Linked DNA regions of Homo sapiens: region 2 is linked to region 1. Evidence: read pairs that join two places in POLR2A ChIA-PET (ENCODE). Cell type or tissue: OCI-LY7. All regions are shown on one strand.

The links. Peaks named below come from ENCODE experiments on the same cell type or tissue, not always from the same donor. Only the 100,000 strongest peaks of a DNase experiment are listed, where the experiment ranks them.
Region 2: POLR2A ChIA-PET joins it to region 1 with 13 read pairs; 2 of 35 experiments call an interaction of 5 or more read pairs at or near these places.

Annotation. Positions count from the first base shown.
Region 1 is chr3:32,527,717-32,530,216 of GRCh38, forward strand. DYNC1LI1 (dynein cytoplasmic 1 light intermediate chain 1) reads right to left here. Exons shown (of 13, transcript NM_016141.4): 11 at 1,824-1,944; 12 at 730-885. Among named protein-coding and RNA genes, the nearest start is that of MIR548AY, 23 kb to the left of the region's middle. In OCI-LY7, no CTCF peak of the experiment used is centred here; no DNase peak of the experiment used is centred here.
Region 2 is chr3:32,368,018-32,370,517 of GRCh38, forward strand. It overlaps CMTM8 (CKLF like MARVEL transmembrane domain containing 8), which reads left to right. Exons shown (of 4, transcript NM_178868.5): 4 at 1,867-2,304. The coding sequence ends at 1,950. Among named protein-coding and RNA genes, the nearest start is that of CMTM7, 23 kb to the right of the region's middle. In OCI-LY7, no CTCF peak of the experiment used is centred here; no DNase peak of the experiment used is centred here.

The DNA of each region.
Region 1 (2,500 bases):
CACCATATTAATAATAGTCAAAAAGTAGATGAAACTCAGATGTCCATTACCCAGTAAACAGATAAATGAAATGTGGTATAGCCATATAATGAAATATTATTCAGCAATTAAAAAGGAATGAAGGCCAGGCATGGTGGCTCATGTCTGTAATCCCAGCACTTTGGGAGGCTGAGGTGGGAGGATCACTTGAGGCCAGGAATTCGAGACCAGCCTGGCCAACACGGTGAAACACCGTTTCTACTAAAAATACAAAAATTAGCCAGGCATGGTGGCAGGTGCCTGTGATCCCAGCTACTCAGGAGGCTGGGGCAGGAGACTCACTTGAACCCTGGAGGCGGAGGCTGCAGTATCGTGCCACTGCACTCCAGCCTGGGCAACAGAACAAGACTCCATCTCAAAAAAAAAAAAAAAAAAAAAAAAAAAAAAAAGAAATGAAATATTGATACATATTACAACATGTATGACCTTCAAAAACATTTGTTAAAGCCATACATTGTATGACTCCATTTACATGAAATGTCCAGATAGACAAATCCACAGAGGAAAGAGAGAAGGTTCAAGGTTTCTTTTGGGGAGATAAAAATGTTCTAAAATCAGATTATGGTGATGGCCTGCCCAACTTAGCAAAGATACCAAAACCACAGAATTATACACTTTACATGAGTGAACTTCATTATATCTCAAAAAAGCTGTTATTTTAAACAAGTGACTTGCTTCCCATAAGCATACCTGACTTTTTGGTGGATGGTGGTAAACCACTGCTTCCACCTCCAGCCCCACCTGCAGGGCTACCACCACTCACACCAGGGCCTCCTGGAGAGCCAGTCTTTTTACTCAACAAACTGTTGAAGAAATTTGCCAGAACGCCTTCACTTGTAGCTCCAGCTATAAAAAAATAAAAAAACAAAAAGCTTTAGCCAAAACATAAGATTCTTCCTTAAATTATTATTACAGTAATCACACATAGAAAATGAATAAACTTAAATTTTAAGAGTTTTATATTCCAAATTCAAGTCTAGTTTGATCTTTTGATGCTGAGTAATTTCTCTAATGAGTAAACTTTAAGTGTAAAATAATTATTTAAAAATTAGAATGTTATTTTTAAAAGGCCAAAGGTATTTTAAACAAAAAGATGTTATATACTAATATATATCTCCCTTTTGAAAAGGATTCTTTAAAAATAGAACTGTTGAGAAACTGCCTCAAGTATTAGGAAAAGTTACAGAATCCTATATGAAAACCGGTAGAAGTTGCCAGAGATAAATGGGCAAATGATAGCAATAAACAATTCACAGAAGAGAAACACAAATAGAAGGAAAACACTAGAGGAAAAACTCTTATTAGGTAGTATTTAAAGCATGTTAATTAGGTTGTGGTAAAACTGCAACACTCAATGTTGATGATAAGCAAAGTTGAATAATCATTTGAAAAAATATTATCCAAAGGCATAAAAACATAAACTCTTTGACCTACTAATCCCACTTATGGCAATTATTCCTACAGAAATAACTATTATGCATATAGTTTTTTCCTTTATGTTAATTGCAGATTACTTATTATAGTGTAAATGTGAATTTCTTCAATGATCTACCAGGAAATTGATTAAATATAACAAAACTTTTATCATGGAAATGATGATACATCACAAATACACTGTAAAATGGTTTACAATCTGGTTAACTATGAGATTATATATCCATAGAGACAAAGCCTAAAAGGTATTACACAAGAATGAAAATAGTTATGGCAAAAGGTGGAATTTTAGATAGATTTATTTCTCTTGTAAAATGTATTGTCTTGTTATCTCCTAGAAAGAGATGTACCTTTCATGTTTGGATCAATTTTTTTTGACCCAGCAGGAATGGGTGACACGCTGGCAACATTAGATGATACAGATCTATTTGGTGTTCGTGGGGAGCCTCCTGGGACTCTTGGTGAGGCATCCTATGTAAAAATAGGAAAATACAATTATAAAAACCTGAAACTTTCATTTTCACAAAAGTTATTATTGTAAAAAGAAATTACTTTGCAACTATCCCCTGTTCTACTGGTACTTTTACACTGCAAGCCATTGACAAAATTGTTAGCAATCCTGTCCTCATTATTAGAGAATGCCAGACAGAGGCCCATCACATTTTAACATACAAATTTTTCCTCTCATAGAAAATAAAGAACATATTGAGTGATGATGTATGGTTAGAAGCTTGGGAGTCAGACTTGGTTTCCAATCTGGACTTGTATTCTACTAGCTTTATAATCTCAGGCAAGCCACAACGTCCTCCCTAAGGTTCCCATTTCCTCATCTGCAAAATGGGGCTAATAACAGTCCTGCCTCATAAGGCGGTTGTGAGAATTTGTAAAATGACATATAAATGGCTGAGTATTGACACACAACAAATGTTACAAATAGATCTTTACACTTTTAAAATCTCACAAATTACAGAAGAATTCTGAATTCAAGTTTATATCAAAGCACACCCATATGAAATATGTACATAAT
Region 2 (2,500 bases), 160 kb before region 1:
TCCTCTTCCCTCTCCAAGGCTTGCTTGGGATTGGGGAAGACAGAGTCATCTGCAGGAAAAAGCAGCGCTTGCAGTAGTGACAAATTAGCAATTGGCTTATTGATTTGAAAATATCTAAAACTGGCAGGGGGCAGAGGGCCCTCCTGGCCCGAAGTGGGAAAAGGCTGGGAGACTGCTTGAGTGAATGCCGAATGACTGGAACAAGATAAGTATTCAAGGGAGAAAAGCTGTTTAAAGCATGCTAAGAATAATTCTACTGCCTATAATTTAGTAAGTGGGGGAAGGTTGCAGAAAATGAACAGAATATAATTCCATTTAGTTTTTTTTAAGTGAAAATATTTGTTTATGCATTGAGAATGCCTAGAAAAATATATACCAGTAGAGGTTCCTTCTAGAGACTGGGATCGGGAAATGAGGGGAGTGAGACAAGAAACTTCTATTTTTTTTTTTTTTTTTTTTTAGAGAAGGGGTCTTGCTCCATCACCCAGGCTGGAGTGCAGTGGCATAATTATAGCTCACTGCAACCTGGAACTCCTCAGCTTGAGCCATCCTCCTACCTCAGCCTCCTGAATAGCTGGGACTAGAATCCTGCACCACCATGCCCAGCTAATGTTTTAACTTTTTTGTAGAGACTAAGTCTCACTATGTTGCACAGGCTGGTCTGGATTTCCTGGGCTCAAGTGAGCTTCCTGCCTTGGCCTCCCAAAGTGCTGGAATTACAGGCATGAGCCACTGCGCCTGACCTTACTTTTTAATTTATATACTTCTGTTTGCATTTTTAAACCATAAGTGTGTATTATTTTTCTAATTAAAAAAAACTGGTATTAAGAATCTCTCTGAGATTGGCCTTAAAATAGCCCATCTCCAAAAGAAGCCTATCGGGGGAAGGAGGGAGGCAGTTAGACAGAAATGCCAAAATGATTATGTCAAAGCTGATTGATGGTACATGGGGGTTCATCATATTCTTTACTTTTATTTCTGTTTGAAGATCTCTATTTAAAAGTAGATTGGTCGGGCACAGTGGCACATGCCTGTAATCCCAGCACTCTGGGAGGCCTAGGTGGGTGGATCACCTGAGGTCAGGAGTTCAAGGCCAGCCTGACCAACATGGTGAAACCCCATCTCTACTAAAAATACAAAAAAAAAATGAGCCGGGGGTGGTGGCGGGCACCTGTAATCCCAGCTACTTGGGATGCTGAGGCAGGAGAATTGCTTGAACCCAGGAGGCAGAGGTTGCAGTGAGCCAAGATCACGCCATTGCACTCCAGCTTGGGCAACAAGAGCGAAACTCCGTCTCGAAAAAACAAAATAAAAGTAGAGCATATGGATGCCGGTGACATTAAAAATCACAAGCTTCGTCAAGACTGGGCTCAAGTTAACACGTAGCAAGAATGGACTAGAACTAGGTGGAGGCTGCCCCATTAATTAAGAAGGGCCTGCATTTTCCTCCTCCCTGTTCACACCTCACATACCATGTGGGCTCATTGCTTACTCTGGCCCACTCGACTCATTTATGTGAACTGACACTGTAGCAATCCGAGATTGTACCCCGGACCTAGATTGCCTGTGCTACATTAGAAATGATACACTTTCCTCAGATGCACTGCCGCCGTATTCACTCCTAAGTGAACTCCCTGAGGTTATTTGAGCAAAACTACAGGCTTTCAGATGTTCTCCGAAATAAAAACAGCATAACCAGAAATCATTTGAGAAGGATAGTAATTGAACCAATAAAGTAGTTTTAGATGGCAAAGCCTGGTATCAAGAAAAGGTAGTGAGTGGGTGATTCAATGGAGGTGAAATGATAACTTTTGCTAATTAGGATGTGCCCTAAACCCCACTTCTATTATGCTTTGTTTTCTCCAGTTCTTTGCCTTCCTGGTCACCATCTGCTACGCTGGAAATACATATTTCAGTTTTATAGCATGGAGATCCAGGACCATACAGTGATTTACCATTTTGATAATTAAAAGGAAAAAAAAAGGAAGACTCTCACTGTAAAAACAGCTGTAGGTATAATGTATATTCCCAGAGAATTGTATTTAACTAATTAATGTTTTTTATATTCTTAAATTTGCTCACAAATTGTGGTTTGTTACAATTAAACTGGATACTTATTTGCAAAGTGTTGTAGCTTATAATGAACTCTTAAGTATCTTATTAATGTATTAATGTCTTCATAGATCATATTTTCTTAGACAATGTTTAAATAGATAAATTGCTAATATTGAGAATGTGTCAAGTTTGTAAACCTAACTTTTAAGATGCCAGATTCTTTTTTGATTAAATGTTGCAAAATCCCAAGTAATGTTGTGTTTGATTGGAGAAAGGAGACCTACCTGTTGAAGCCAGAGGCTAGGCTGTCAAGGCTGGTGGGAGGCTGGGAAGTCTCCCTCTTCACAGGGCTGCATCGTATGATATTGTCAGGTGACACTTATCCATAGTCTTAGGGCAAAGAGGCGGGAGATTCATCTCCCCAATTCTGGGGATCATAGATCAG